Linked DNA regions of Homo sapiens: region 2 is linked to region 1. Evidence: read pairs that join two places in POLR2A ChIA-PET (ENCODE). Cell type or tissue: Caco-2. All regions are shown on one strand.

What was found. Peaks named below come from ENCODE experiments on the same cell type or tissue, not always from the same donor. Only the 100,000 strongest peaks of a DNase experiment are listed, where the experiment ranks them.
Region 2: POLR2A ChIA-PET joins it to region 1 with 6 read pairs; 2 of 35 experiments call an interaction of 5 or more read pairs at or near these places.

The regions. Positions count from the first base shown.
Region 1 is chr7:66,234,467-66,242,466 of GRCh38, forward strand. It overlaps TPST1 (tyrosylprotein sulfotransferase 1), which reads left to right. Exons shown (of 6, transcript NM_003596.4): 2 at 5,859-6,804. The coding sequence starts at 5,960. Among named protein-coding and RNA genes, the nearest start is that of TPST1, 33 kb to the left of the region's middle. RefSeq lists a silencer at 682-882. In Caco-2, no CTCF peak of the experiment used is centred here; a DNase peak (open chromatin) is centred at 3,865.
Region 2 is chr7:66,375,083-66,383,082 of GRCh38, forward strand. LINC00174 (long intergenic non-protein coding RNA 174) reads right to left here. Exons shown (of 5, transcript NR_026873.1): 4 at 7,155-7,349; 5 at 962-4,921. Among named protein-coding and RNA genes, the nearest start is that of LINC00174, 21 kb to the right of the region's middle. In Caco-2, no CTCF peak of the experiment used is centred here; no DNase peak of the experiment used is centred here.

The DNA of each region.
Region 1 (8,000 bases):
ATTTAATGTTTCAGTGCCATCAAATGTCAGCTTGTTATTGGTCGTTTGGGTTTTTCATTTTTTCTGTTTGGAAGCCTGCAGAATTTTTCGTGCTTGGAATTGCCAAGATGTGTCCAGATTGGGTCTGTTACCATTTGTTTTGCTCTATGGATGTATAGATCCTTACATCTATAGTGTCTGTTTACATTCAGGGAAGTTTTGTTTGTTTGTTTGTTTGTTTGTTTTTTGGAGACGGAGTCTCGTTCTGTCTCCCAGGTCGGAGTGCGGTGGCAGGATCTCAGCTCACTGCAAGCTCCACCTCCCGGGTTCATGCCATTCTCCTGCCTCAGCCTCCCCAGTAGCTGGGACTACAGGTGCCCGCCAACACGCCTGGCTAATTTTTTGTATTTTTAGTAGAGATGGGGTTTCACCGTAGCAAGGATGGTCTCGATCTCCTGACCTCATGATCTGCCCACCTTGGCCTCCCAAAGTGCTAGGATTACAGGTGTGAGCCTCCGCGCCCAGCCGGAAGCTTTCTTTTTTTGAATCTGTAATATGGTTTTACTTTCTTTAACCAAAATGTTATTGTATAATAGGATCGACTCTTCTCTGTTTTCTACATTATTCTCTTTTCTTGCCATTGTTTCCTTTTCTTTCTACCTGGCTCCTTTTGAATTGAACATTAGGATATCATCTTAAGTGTGTCTTTTAACATAATGGATGCAATGTTCTGCATAGATTTTTTTTTTTTTTTTTTTGAGACAGAGTCTTGCTCTGTCGCCCAGACTGGAGTACAATGGCGCGAACTCGGCTCGCTGCAAGCTCCGCCTCCCGGGTTCACGTCACGCCATTCTCCTGCATAGACATTTTAATGCTATATTGCCACCAATTATCTTAATACTTTTTTCTTTGCAGTTTTTTCTTATTAAGCTGATATTTTAATCTCAACCTAGTCTTTGTGATTCTTTGTTGAAGCTTTATATAGTGCCTGGCACAAAACTATGTGCTCAAACATATATTGAATGAATGATTAAAAGAGTATACACATGAATAAATAAGAACCAGTTCTTAGTTGGTGTATTCTACTGAGACTGTCAAAGTACTTCTCTAGTAATGAATTCCTTTTTTAAAAAAAAGCTGTATTGAAGTGTAATTTATATATATAGTATGTGAACTTCCAAAATCTGAGACAGGTATCAGTTAGTTTAGAAAGTTTATTTTGCCAAGGTTGGGGAACACGCCTGTGAAGCAGCCTCAGGAAGTCCTGATGACGTGTGCCCAAGGTAGTTGAGATACAGCTTGGTTTTATACATTTTAGGGAGACATGAGACATCAATCAATATATGTAAGAAGTACATTGGTTCCGTTTGGAAAGGTGGGACAGCTCGAAGCAAAGGCAGGAAGACTTGAAGCGGGGAAGGGGCTTCCAGGTCACTGATAGGTGAGAGACGCACAGTTGCATTCTTTTGAGTTTCTGATTAGCCTTTCCAAAGGAGGCAATCATATATGCATCTATCTGTCTGACTGAGACTGATACCTGTCTCAGACTTTGGAGGTTCACATACTATATATATAAATTACACTTCAATACAGCTTTTTTTTAAAAAAAGGAATTCATTACTAGAAAAATACTTTGACAGACAGTGAGCAGAGGGATGACTTTGAATAGAATGGGAGGCAGGTTTGCCATAAGCAGTTCCCAGCTTGACTTTTCCCTTTAGCTTAGTGATTTGGGGGCCCCAAGATTTATTTTCCTTTCACAAGTATGAGGGTGTAATTCAATAATTTTTTAGTAGATTTTATAGGGTTGTACAACTATGACAACAGTTCAGTTTTAGAACAGTTCAGTCACCGCAAAAAGTTCCTTCATGTAAGCTTGCACTTAAATCCCTGCTTTTTCACTCTGTCTCTATAAATTTGCCTTGTCATTTAAATGTGTGCTTATGTTGCTCTCATATATATATGTATATACACACACACACTTTTAGGATTGTTTATATCTAAACAACTTTAATGAAGTATATATAGTGTAAGGTATATGTACTTTATTTAAGTATATATACTTAATGTATATATACTGCCTTTGCTTTGAGCTGTCCCACCTTTCCAAACGGAACCAATGTACTTCTTACATATATTGATTGATGTCTCATGTCTCCCTAAAATGTATAAAACCAAGCTGTATCTCAACCACCTTGGGCACAGGTCATCAGGACTTCCTGAGGCTGTTTCACAGGCGTGTTCCCCAACCTTGGCAAAATAGACTTTCTAAATTAACTGATACCTGTCTTAGGTTTTGGAAGTTCACATACTATATATAAATTACACTTCAATAAAGCTTTTTTAAAAACAAGTGTGCACACACTTTATAATTGTTTTCATTTTTAAGCATGGCTTTCTAGGAGTTGCCTTCCTGTCTGCATAGCTTAGTGATCAGTGGTCACCCAGTGCTTGGACAGTGGTTGCCTCAGACATCTTGAGCCAGTAAGGCATTTGTCCTCTGCCAGTAGATCTCTGTGGGTAGGGAGCACATACAAAGTTTAGGCTTTTTCAGATCTGCTGTCTTTTACTTTCCACCCAGTCCTTTCATGTCTCCTCTGTGCCTGCATGCCACTTCTGGGTTGGCCAACAAATGTGCCCCACCCAGACTGCAACCTCCACCTTCTAGAGCTGTTCACCCTCTCACTCGCCTCCCACCTGCTCCATCACTTACTCTGACAGTGCAGGTGGTCATGTGCGTTCTTCCCCACTCCAAACTCAGTGAACTGTCAGTCCTAATGGTTTGCCTTGCCCTGCTCTGCCTTGCAGAACCTCTGTACCTACTGAATGAGTAGATGAGGTGGGAGTAACCTTACACAGACCCTCATTGTTCTTACCCACCTTTTAGCAGTTTTTCAAGCATAAATGCTTCTCAGGTTGTTGTATTCTTCTGGTGGATTTCCAGAGCACTGAAAGGGTTGTTTTGCCCATTTCACCCAGCTTTATCATTGGTTTTTGGGGAGAGGAATTAACTACCTTCTCACTAGGCTGTAGCTGGAAGTCTTCCCTCTCAGAATGTATTTTTTAGTGTAGTTAGTCATTTCCCCAGGTATATTTACTGTATCCTTAGGGTTCTCCAGAAAAACAAAACCAAACCCCTGTGTTAGGGTTTTACAGAAAAACAACCAGTAGTCAGGGTAAGGCAAACCATTAGGACTGGCTGCTTTGCTAGTGGGTTGGAAGGGATCTCACTGAATTTAGAGTGGTGGGTAACGCGCATGCCCACTCTGTATATGGGGAGGGGTCGGGGGTAGGGAGAGAAAGAGACTGATTTTAAGGAATTCACTTATGCGATTGTGGGGCTTTCAAGTCTGAAATTCACAGGGCAGTTGGGCAGAGATGAGTTGATGTTGCAGTCTTGTTCCCGGACCAAACTGAGGGTCGGGTTGCTGTTTCTTGTGGCCCAATAACGAGATGCAGATGAACTGGGGAGGAAGAGAGTTTTTATTTCTGTAACTGTTACAGGGAGGCCTGGAAATTATCACCAGACCGACTTAAAATTACAAAGTTTTTCTGAGCTTATGTACCTTCTAACCTATATGTCTGCATGTAAGTGTGCATTCATCTGAAGATGTAAGTGATTAACTTCTTTTAATCTGTAACTAAAGTCTGAGTCCTGAAGCCCTTCTTCTGGAGCCTCAGTAAGTTTACTTCATCTAAGTGGGTCTAGGTTCTGGGGTGATTACCCTTATCTTATCTCCTGCTAAATCACGGAGATTTGGAGAGTTCCTTCAGACCTCCAATAAACTTGTTTGTGGAGGCCTGGGGAGTTTCTTCAGACCCCTAATAAAACTTGTTTAATCCTAAATGGGTCCTGTTAAGAATTCCTTCGTTATTTTGTCATGCTTTAAGGCCCAGGAAAGGCCTGGGCAAAACTCTTGGTGCGCTTTTGTTACATTCCAGCCTTTGTATAACAGCACTGGCTTTTTTTTTTTTTTTTTTAGCTTTTAATATTTAACTTAACCACTCAGTCAGTACTGAAACAGTTGTTATGGAGGCCTGCGTTAGTGAGACCTGGCCTGCCACAGTCTTAACTCCAGATTCTGCTCGGTAGCAGGCTGGACACACAGGCAGGGTTTCTATGTTGTAGTTCTTTTCCAGGAAACCTCAGTCTTTGCTCTTAAAGCCTTTACCTGTTAGATGAGGCCTTCCTGTATTATGGAGGGTAATCCACTTTACTAGAAATCTGTTGATTTAAGTGTTAATCACATCTAAAATATACCTTCACAGACATATCTAGATTGGTGTTTGATCAAACAACTGGACACCAAAGTCTAGCCAAGTTGACACATAAAATTAACTGTCACACTTGCCTTCTGAGGATTCAGGGTAAATTATTTTGGTGTACATGTAGTCTGGTTGCTGTCTGTTTCCCACTGTATACCCTTGCTCTAGCTAAACTAGCAGCTCCAGCTGTTTCATATACATGCTTCTGCTTTTGCACATCCATGTCTTTGGTCATAGTGTACCTGCAGCATGGAGTGCTTCCTGTGTCCAGATCTTACCTGTCCTTCTGAGGATTAGATCACAGATACTTATACATACAATTTTGTTTGCAGCCTATACACTAGCTTTCCTAAACTTCTTCCTGTCACCTAATTATGCTGTGTTCTGTCTTGCCATTGTGCTTTTGCACACAAGTTCCTTTGGTTTAGAATATCCCTCCCTCTGTCTTTTCTTTCTTAAAGAGACAGGGTCTCAGTGTGGGCTGGTCTCGAACTCCTGAGCTCAAATGATCCTCCCATCTCGGTCTCCCAAAGAGCTGTGATTACAGGCGTAAGCTGCTGCACCTGGTCCTTCCTTCCTACTTTCTGTAAAACTTTTACAGCTTCCTCAGGTCAATTACATGCTCCTTTTCATTATGCTCCCATTGTCCCTTTGCGTATTTCCACGGAGGCACTCATCACATTTTATTGTTATTGTTTACATATCTGTCTGTCAAAAGGCTTTGTTTTCCAACAGCAGAAGTTACTATACTGTTTTCCTTTTCAAAGTTGGTCCTCAGTCGAGCCTATCTGGTCTGTAGTACCTAAATAAATTGTGGGATAATAAACTGAATCTCTGTTAAAGATTTGGAAGTTGTTTCATATTTCTTCTATAATTTCTCATTGTTAGAATGTGGAGATAATGACTGCTTGGAGGTAAAGCAAGTCTGAATAGCAGAGATCAGCCTTGGGTTGGACTCCAGACATTCTTGGGCTTATTAAATATTTGGTTGACTCACTGATAGAAATAGTTTTATTTATTTTCCATTCTTTACCAGGTACATAGCTTCAAAATTACTTCATTAACAAAAGCTGTTTCTGATTATAAACATTGATTTATTTTTACTCAAATTTGTATATACTGTATATACTGAGTAAAACAAATTTTACTCATTTGTTTTTGTTTTGTTTTGTTTTGTTTTGTTTTTTTGAGACAGAGTCTTGCTTTGTTGCCTAGGCTGGAGTGCAGTGGCATGATCTCAGCTCACTGCAAGCTCTGCCTCCTGGATTCATGCCATTCTCCTGCCTCAGCCTCCCGAGTAGCTGGGACTACAGGCACCCGCCACCATGCCCAGCTAATTTTTTTTGTATTTTTTTTTAGTAGAGATGGGGTTTCACCGTGTTGGCCGGGATGGTCTCCATCTCCTGACCTCGTGATCCGCCCGCCTCGGCCTCCCAAAGTGCTGGGATTACAGGTGTGAGCCACCGCGCCCGGTCTCAATTTTGTTTTAAGAATATCAAAGAATCCAAGACTGTTTCAGCTTCTTTCTACCTAAAATGCAGTGGTGATAACTGGTGACTGATTTGTAAGCAATCTCAATGTAATGATAAATAACCTTTTCCTTTCTCTACTAGATGTTGGTTATCTTTCTGAAGTAGACTGTCCATGGCCTGAACATTTTCCGAAAATCATTTTGAGCAAAATATCTGTTTAATAACAAGATAACCACATCAAGATGGTTGGAAAGCTGAAGCAGAACTTACTATTGGCATGTCTGGTGATTAGTTCTGTGACTGTGTTTTACCTGGGCCAGCATGCCATGGAATGCCATCACCGGATAGAGGAACGTAGCCAGCCAGTCAAATTGGAGAGCACAAGGACCACTGTGAGAACTGGCCTGGACCTCAAAGCCAACAAAACCTTTGCCTATCACAAAGATATGCCTTTAATATTTATTGGAGGTGTGCCTCGGAGTGGAACCACACTCATGAGGGCCATGCTGGACGCACATCCTGACATTCGCTGTGGAGAGGAAACCAGGGTCATTCCCCGAATCCTGGCCCTGAAGCAGATGTGGTCACGGTCAAGTAAAGAGAAGATCCGCCTGGATGAGGCTGGTGTTACTGATGAAGTGCTGGATTCTGCCATGCAAGCCTTCTTACTAGAAATTATCGTTAAGCATGGGGAGCCAGCCCCTTATTTATGTAATAAAGATCCTTTTGCCCTGAAATCTTTAACTTACCTTTCTAGGTTATTCCCCAATGCCAAATTTCTCCTGATGGTCCGAGATGGCCGGGCATCAGTACATTCAATGATTTCTCGAAAAGTTACTATAGCTGGATTTGATCTGAACAGCTATAGGGACTGTTTGACAAAGTGGAATCGTGCTATAGAGACCATGTATAACCAGTGTATGGAGGTTGGTTATAAAAAGTGCATGTTGGTTCACTATGAACAACTTGTCTTACATCCTGAACGGTGGATGAGAACACTCTTAAAGTTCCTCCAGATTCCATGGAACCACTCAGTATTGCACCATGAAGAGATGATTGGGAAAGCTGGGGGAGTGTCTCTGTCAAAGTGAGTAGAAGATACGTTTTTTATTTTGACTCTATATTTAGCTAATAATGATCTATACATATGTATGTATGTGTTTTATGTATATATGTGTGTATGTTCCTGTGTGTATATATAGAAACTGAAGACCTTTTCTGGAACAGATACAGCTTCATTGATGAGGTTTCTTTTTTTATTAATTCTCTACTAGTTTATTACAGATGTTCACTTATTTATACTTCATTTTTTCATTTATATATCGTGGCCCTCTTTATTTGTTTGATGGATACAAACCCACCTTACAGGCGGTGAAAAGCCTTCTTCAGGGTCTCAGACCTTAATGCCAATCATTCAGTTTTAGTGGCTTCTGATTTCTAATTTCTAGATATTGTTGTTAATGAGGATAGTTGGCTTTTGTGTGGATTAAGGTTAAAATCAGGAAGTGCATATATCATGTTAATGAGCACATAGTGAATTATAAGCATTTTGAAATTTTTAGTGGTAGAGAAAAATAAAAGCTTCGTCTAACCTAATCTCTTCATTTTATGGACAAGAAGACTGAGTCACAGTAAGATTAAAACGATTTGTTCAGATTTAGATGGCAAGGCCAGAATTCGAATCTGTGCCTTGGTCTCAATGAGGTCGTGCTTTTCTCCGTGGCATTTTACTACGTGTTGTGCTTCCTTTGTCATCTGAAGGATATAACCTCTCTTATTTTTTACAAAAGGCTAGAGAATCTCCAAAATTTGGAAGCCTAATCCATACAAGAAGTTCCTTGGATTCAAAACTTCTCAAATGATGATTTTTAGCATTTTGCTTCTTTTCTTATGAAGTGACAACTAGTATACCCTCTAACCTGTCTTGATGACTTATATACCTGGAATGAGGATATAAAAATGGAAACTACTATTAAATTCAGGTAGCATCTCTTCATGAAGAAGAGTTGGCTATAACTAAATTTTATTTTTGTTTTTTTTCTTTTATCAAAGTAATATATAACACCTGTAAAAAAGAAATATATAAGGTGTTATATATACATATATAAAAAGAAATATAAAAGGTGTTATATATACTTTTTATCAAAGTAATATATAACACCTGTAAAAAATACTTTCCTTGTGTGCCCTTCTTACTTTCACCAAGGAATATCTGCTTAATTTTTTTTTGCTGTATAGAACTTGTATAGTAAATAGATTTCTTATGTAGATAATCTCAAAGGA
Region 2 (8,000 bases), 140 kb after region 1:
AACTCCTGACCTCGTGATCCACCCACCTCGTCCCCTCAAAGTGCTGGGATTACAGGCGTGAGCCACCGTGCCCGGCATAAAGTAAATTCTTAATGATCTATGAAAAGAAAATGGCAGGCCAGGTGTGGATCCCACCTGTAATCCCAGCACTGTGGGAAGCTGATGTGAGAGGATCGCTTGAGCCCAGGAGTTTGAAACCAGCCTGGGAAACATGGTGAGACTTCCTGTCTAGAACAAATATAAAAATTACCTGGGCATGGCGGCTCATACCTGGGGTCCCATTTATTCAGGAGGCTGAGGTGGGAGGATCACTTAAGCCAAAAAAGCAGAGTTTGCAGTGAGCCGAGATCACACCACTGCACTCCATCCTGAATGACGAAGCAGTACCCAGCCTCAAAAAAAAAAAAAAAAAAAAAAAACCGGAAAAATTGGTATCAAAGAAAAATTTAAAGTATCTATATTTACATAAATATATATAGTCATAGAATATTAAGCAAAAAGTAAATTATTAATAGTTCATGACAGAAAAATTGCAGGCAGGGCATGATGGCTCATGCTTGTAATCTCTGCACTTTGGGAGGCCCAGGCAAAAGGAATGCTTGTGTCCAAAAGTTTGGGACCAGACTGGGCAACCTAGTGAGAAAAAACCTCATAAAAAAAACAGAAATCAGCCAGGCATATTGGCATGTGCCTATAGTCTCAGTTACTGAGTTGGGAGGATCACTTGAGGCCAAAAGGCCAAGGATGCAGTAAGCCATAATGACATGACTACACTCCAGCCTGGGTGACAGAGTAAGAACCTAAGGAAAAACAAAAAGAAAAAAAGAAAAGAAAACAGTAAATAATATAAAAACAGAAGAAATGAAGTGAGAAGCTACCATCTCCGGGGCAAAGACAAAGGGCCAAAAATTCATTCCCACCCTCACCCCCAGCAGACAAAAAAACACCATGGGACATTAAATAAAACAGAAATCACTGAAACCACAGAGAAAAAATTTATTATCAATTCGTCAGAAATCCACTCTCAAGGTTAAAAGAAGAGATGGGGTTTTCCCAAGGCACTCTGGTGTGAAGTGAAAAAAATGACAGACCAGGGAAGATTTAGTCTCCTTGATGAGGTTCACCATGGAAGACGTAAAAGCTGTATCCCGAAGAAGGGAATACAAGGCAAGAGCAAAACCAGAAAACGCAATCATCAGGCAAAAGCGAGGCCTTGAGTGACCACTATGAGGCAGAAGATGGGCGTGAAGAGACAATCCTGAGACAGGGGCTGGTGTAAGAGAGGGCCCAAAAGAGGCCAGTATGGGGCAGGGGCCGCGCCCCTCAGGGCCTACGCCGGGCAGGAGGTGGGCCTGGCGAGGCCTACTTTGGGACGCTTTGGGCCACTTTGGGCCACATCGAGGAAGGCAGCTTGGGGCCGGGAGGCGCCGTCAGGCTGGGTGGGAGCTGGGCCCGGAGAGGCCACCGCGAGGCATGAGCTGGGCCCAGAGGGGCCAGCGTGAGGCAGGAGCCGGGCTGGTGGAGGCTGCCGGGAGGCCGGCACGAGCGTGGCAGGGGAAGGCCGCCGGGAGGCGGGAGCTGGGCCTGGAAAGGCTGCTGCGAGGTGAGGCAAGGTGAGGGGAGGCGAGGCGAGGCAAGACGCGGCCCTGGAGAGCTGGACTGGAGGAGGCTTCGGGCCTACGAAGGCCGCCGGGAGCTGGGCAGGAGCCGAGTCGAAGGAGGCTGTTTGGAGACGGGAGCTGGGCCCACGGGCGCAGACGCGAGCAAAGAGCTGGGCCCGGAGAGGAGGCCGGGAGGCAGCCACTGGACCGGGGGAGGCCGACTTGAGGAAGTTCTGGGCCTGGAGAGGCCACCACAAGGGAAAAGCTGGGCCTCAAGAGGCCGCAGCGAGGCACGAGCCGGGCCTAGAGAAGCCTTCGGGACGCAGGAGCTGGGCTTGTGGCGCCTGCCGGCAGGCAGGAGCCTGGCCTGGGGAGGCCGCGGCCGGGCACGAGATGAGCCTCCTCAAGAGGCCCCCGGCAGGCGGGAGCCGGGCCTGCCGGGGCTGCCGTGAGGCAGGCGGAAACGTGGCCTGGGGAGGCCGACGTGAGGCCGCAGCTGGGCCGGGAGAGGCCGCTGGCAGGCAGGAGCCGGGTCTCTCAGGGCCGCCGGAAAGCCGAAGGTGGGTCCGGGAGGCCTGAACGCAGGGAAGCCTGGGGCCTACAACGGCTGCCAGGAGCTGGGCAGGAGCTGGGCCGAACGTGGTTGTCGTGAGGCAGGAGCTGGGCCCGTGGAGGTGGCCGGGAGAGCTGGGCCTGGAGAGGCCGACGGGAACCAGTTCTGGGCCTGGAGAGGAGGCCGAGGGGCAGGAGCCGGGCCTGGAGCGGCCGCCAACAGGCAAGAACTGGGCCTGAGGTGGCCAGGCTGAGGCAAGAGCCCGGCCCCCATGGGCCACTGTGCGGGAGAAGCTATGGTTGTTCGGGCATCCAACACACGTGCTGTTCCTGGCGAGGCTTATTTCAGGACGATTTGGGCCTGCAGAAGCCATTATCAGGAGGCAGTAGCCTGGCCTATAGAGGCTGCGAAAATTTAAATTCTTGACCTGCAGAGGCCATGATCACGTAACATCTAGGCCTGGAGGGTCCACTGTCAGGCAGCGGCGCATCCTGAAGGGGCCTACAACAGGCAGGATCTCGGCCTGTGGAGAGGCATCCCCTGATCCTAAAGAGGCCAGTGTGAGTGATCACATGGCCCACAGAAGCAAGTGTCAGGCCAGATCGTCGCTTGGAGAGTCTGAGAAAGGCATGAGATGGACCTAAACAGACCATTGCGATTCAGCACCTGGGCCTATAGAGGCCAGTGTGAGGCAGGAGCTTGACCTGGAGAGGCTGGAAGACGTATGAGCTTGTCCTAAACTGTCCAGTGTGAAGGAAGAGTTTGGTCTGTCAAGGCCGTCGGGTAACAGGCTGTAACGTGGACTGGGAAAGCAACTGTGAGGCAAGGGCTGGGCCTCGGGAGGCTGGGGGAAGGCAAGACCTGGGCCTGGGGAAGCCATCGTCAGGCAGTAGCTGGGCCTGTGAAGGCCCCTGGGCAGCATGATCTGGGCCTGGAACGCTTGACTTGAGGAAGCTTTAGGCCTACAAAGGCCGCCAGGTGCTGGGCAGGAGCCGAGCCAAAATAGGTTGTTTTGAGTCAGGAGATGGGACTGTAGACCCAGCTGGGAGGAAGAACTGGGCCTGGAGAAGGCACAGGGAGGCAGCAACTTCACCTTGCGAAGCCGAACTGAGGAATTTCTGGGCCTGGAGAAGCCACCAAAGGGAAAAGCTGGGCGTGGATAGGCCGTTTTGAGGAATGAGCTGGGCTTCAAGAGGCAATGAGATGCATGAGCTGGGCCTCTAAAGGCTGCCAAAAGGCAGGAGCTTCATCTGGGGTGGCCACCTTGAGGGATGAGATGAGCCTAACCAGGCCATTAGAGGCAGGAGCTGGGCCTATCGGATCCTGCCATGAGGCAGGCAGAAACTTGGTGTGGGAAGGCCGGCATAAAGCAAGAGTTGGGTCCATCAAGGATGCCACAATGCAGGCAGAAACCTGGCGTTGGGAAGCTGCCATGAGGCAAGAGCTGGTCCTGTCAAAGCCGCTGGGAGGCCAAAGGTGGGCCTAGCAAAGTTGACTTTAAGAAGTCTGGGGCATATAGAGGCCACCAGGTGCTGGGCAGGAGCTGGGCCAAAAGAGGGTGTTGTGAGGCAGCAGTTGGGCCTGTAGACACAGCCAGGAAGAAGAGCTGGGAATGGAGTGGCTGATCTGAGTACATTGTGGGCCTGGAGGGTATGCCAACAGGCAAAAGCTGGGCCAGGAAAGGCTGCCGTAAGGCATGAGCCTGGCCTAAAGAGTCCATTGGGAAGCAGGAGTTGGACCTGTATACACCGCCAGGAGGAAGAGCTGGGCCTGAAGAAGCCACCATACAGCAGAGGCTGGGTTTATAGAGGCCGACAGGAGGCAGGAGCTCAGCCAGGTCGCAGGAGCTCAGCCAGGACAGGCTGACTGGAGGACATTTGGGTGCGCAGAAGCCACTCAGAGGCAGGAGCTGGGCTTTGAGAGGCTGCAAGAGGCAGGACCTGCCCAAACGAGGCCACTGTGGAGGAGGAGCTGACCTGTCACCACTGCCTGAAGACAGGGAGAAACGACCTGGAGAAGCCTCCGTGAGGTAAGAGCTTGGCCTGGAGAGGTCCCTCAGAGCCCGATGAGCTGGGCCTGTAGAGACCATTGTCAGGTTGGAGCTGGGCGTGTCCAGGCCAGTGGGAGGCAGAAGGTGGGCCTAGAGAGCTTGAATTGAGGAATTTTCATGCCGACAGTGGCTGCCGTGAGCTGGACAGGAGCTGGGCAGAAGAGTTTATTTGAGGGAAGTGTTGGGCCTGTAGACGGAACCAGGAGGAGGAGCTTGACCTGCAGAGGCCATCATGAGGCAGAGGCTTGGCCTCTATAGGCCAACGGGAGACAGGAATTGGGCCAGGAGTGGCTCACTTGAAGATAATATTGGAGAAAGTGACAGAGCATCAGGCATTAGATTCTCATAGGGACAGCGCAACGTAGATCCCTCACATGCATGGTTCACAATGGGGTGCATGCTCCTATGAGAATCTAATGCTGCTGCTGATCTGAGAGAAGGCAGAGCTCAGGCAGGAATGTGAGCAATGGGGAGTGGCTGTAAACACAGATGAAGCTTCCCTCATTCAACACCATTCACCTCCGGCTGTGTGGCTCCTTACAGTTCCATGGCTCTGGCGTTGGGGACCCTGCCCAAGTACATCCAGAAGGACCCTTCCACACCAGTCTTCATAGTGGTCAAGTGCAGCAGCCACTTAGCTCCCAAGGCATATGCCACAGCTGGCATTTCATCACAATCAACACTAAGTGGTAGCTTGAGTCATTGTGAGGTCACTTCCTGGAAATCAACAGCATCCCATTTCCCATTGCAAGGAGCTCAGCACGGCCCCTAAGATAACCAAACTGATCCCCAAATCCCATCTGTGTGGGTCTGTCTCCTGGGACCCTTCCCAGCATCAACTCTGTATTAGTCAGGGTCCAATCAGGAGACATAAACCACTCAAAAGCCCAAAGTGCTAAAATTTAATATAGATAATTATTCATTATAACAGGGGAACAGCATGAGAGATTGGCTAGCACAAAGTAAAGAGAATTCTAGAGAATATAGGACTAGCCAAAGTAAGGCATGGTGGCTCATGCCAGTAATTTAAGAAGCCAATGCAGGAGGATTGCTTGAGGCCAGGAGGTAGAGACCAGCCTGGGCAACACCCTGTCTCTATCCAAAAAAAGAAAAAAATTAGCTGCGTGTGGTGGTGCATACTCATAATCCCAGCTACTCGGGAAGCTGAAGTAGGAGGGTAGTTTGAGCCTGTGAGGTCAAGGCTACAGTGAGTCATGATTATGGCACTATAGTCAAGCCTGGGTGACAAAGCAAGACCCTGTCTCAAAGAACAAAACAACTATTTACACACAGAAAAGAAATAGGGCTAATAATGTATAAGATGTTGAAATGTGACAAATAAAGTAATAATAAAATCATAAAACAAAAAATAACTTATTAAATTATAATACCCTGTGCTGGCAAAGATGCAGTGAAATGGGCACTTTCTTATACAATGAGGGGTGTTTAAATTGTATGTAAGCCTTTCACGGTAAAGCTTCCAATTGTTTATTTATTTATTTATTTTTTTTTGAGATGGAGTTTCACTCTTGTTGCCCAGGCTGGAGTGCAATGGTGCGATGTCGGCTCACCACAACCTCCACCTCCTGGGTTCAAGTGATTCTCCTGCCTCAGCCTCTGAGTAGCTGGGATCACATGTGTGTGCCACCACACCCAGCTAATTTTGTATTTTTAGTAGAGACAGGGTTTCTCCATGTTGGTCAGGCTGGTTATCGCAAGCCAGAACTCAGGTGATCCACCCACCTCAGCCTCCCAAAGTGTTGGGATTACAGGCGTGAGCCACCACACCTGACCAGCAATTTTTTTAATAATAGAGACACTGTCTCACCCTACTGTCTCCTCCAAATCCTGGGGTCAAGCAATCCTCCTGCCTTGGCCTCCCAAAGTGCTGGGATTATACCTGCGAGGCACCCAAAACCTTGTCAATTTACATCAAGGACAATGAGAATGTCCATTCACCATGACTCACTGTAATCTTTCTTCTGGAAATACCTTGCAAGACAACTGAACCTAAACAAAAGGTCATCTGCACAAACACAGTGAAAATCTGGTAGTAACTGAAGACAGAGTGGTTAAGTGAAATAAGAAACAGTTATAAGAAATTAAACTATCTGGCCGGGCGCGGTGGCTCACGCTTGTAATCCCAGCACTTTGGGAGGCCGAGGCGGGTGGATCACGAGGTCAGGAGATCGAGACCACGGTGAAACCCCGTCCCTACTAAAAATAAAAAAAAATTAGCCGGGCGTGGTGGCGGGCGCCTGTAGTCCCAGCTACTCGGAGAGGCTGAGGCAGGAGAATGGCGTGAACCCGGGAGGCGGAGCTTGCAGTGAGCCGAGACTGCGCCACTGCACTCCAGCCTGGGTGACAGAGCGAGACTCCGTCTCAAAAAAAAAAAAAAAAAAAGAAATTAAACTATCTATGGTATTTATAGGCACCTGGTAGAAGGACAGTTAATGTTAGCTGCTACTTTTTTGTTGTTTTGAGATGGGGTCACTCTGTCACTCAGGCTGGAGTGCAGAGGCCTGATCATGACTCACTGCAGTCTAAGCCTCCCTGGGCTCAAGTGATCCTCCCACCTCAGCCTCCCAAGTAGCTGGGACTACAAGAACATGCCACCACACTAGGCTAATTCATGTATATTTCTGTAGGGATGGTGATTCCCTTGATTTCTGAGACCTGTCTCAAACTCTTGGCCTTGAGCCATCCTCCTGCTTCAACCTCCCAAAGTGTTGTGATTACCGGTGTGAGCCACCACACCTGGTCAGCTGCTTTTATATTATACCACTAAATTCAAAATTATTTGTCATTAAAAATTACTATTTTCAAGGCTATGGAACAATATGTGTCGTACAGCATAAGTGTAAAAACATATATGGTCGTCCGTCAGTATACAGAAAGGATTCGTTCCAGCCCCCCATCTCTGCATATACCAAAATCCATGCATACTCACGTTTCGCAGTCAGCCCTTTGGAACCCATGTATAGGAAAAGTCCAAATTATTAGTTGGGCATTGTGGCAAGCACGTACAGTCTCAGCCACCTGGGAGGCTGAGGTGGGAGGACTGCTTGAGCCTGAGAGGTTGAGGATGCAGTCAGCTGTGATAGCACTACCGCACTCCAGCCTGGACAACAGAGCAAGACCCTGTCTCAGGAAAAAAAAAAAAAAAAAAAAAAAAGGTTAGAAATTGTAATGATGTCTGTTGGGCAAAATTCCATGTAAGCAAAGTATAAATTAATGGAGCAATTGGTGATAAATCACTACGATTGACTTTCTGGAGTTTCTGACAATAAGGGTAAGAAAAATGCAAAACAAAGAGACAGAGGGTAAAAAAACAAATTAGGGAAGGATTCTACATGTTTAATAGGATGACACTGGCCATGTTCGTGCAGCAGCAGTATGTCACAATATGACATACCTTGGAGAGAAGTTAGCAGATGAGGAAGTTGACAAAAATGATGAGAGATGCAAAATACTGATAGCGATAGTCAAGTAAACCATGAAGAATTTCCATAACTGACATCAGCAAAGTGGGAATATTGTACAGTGTGTGTTGAAGTTCCTGTACAACAGTGTTTATTTGCCTTCTGTTTGTTTGTAAGGAATGTATTTACTAAAAGTTCTTCTTGCTGTCAAAAGAATATGTGTAAGTCATTAGAATTTATTCTTCTGTTTTTCTTTTTTAGAGATAGAGTCTTGCCCTGTCACCCAGGCTGGAGTGCAATGGCACGATCTCAGCTCACTGCAACCTCCACCTCCCAGGTTCTAGCGATTCTCCTGCCTCAGCCTCCCGAGTAGC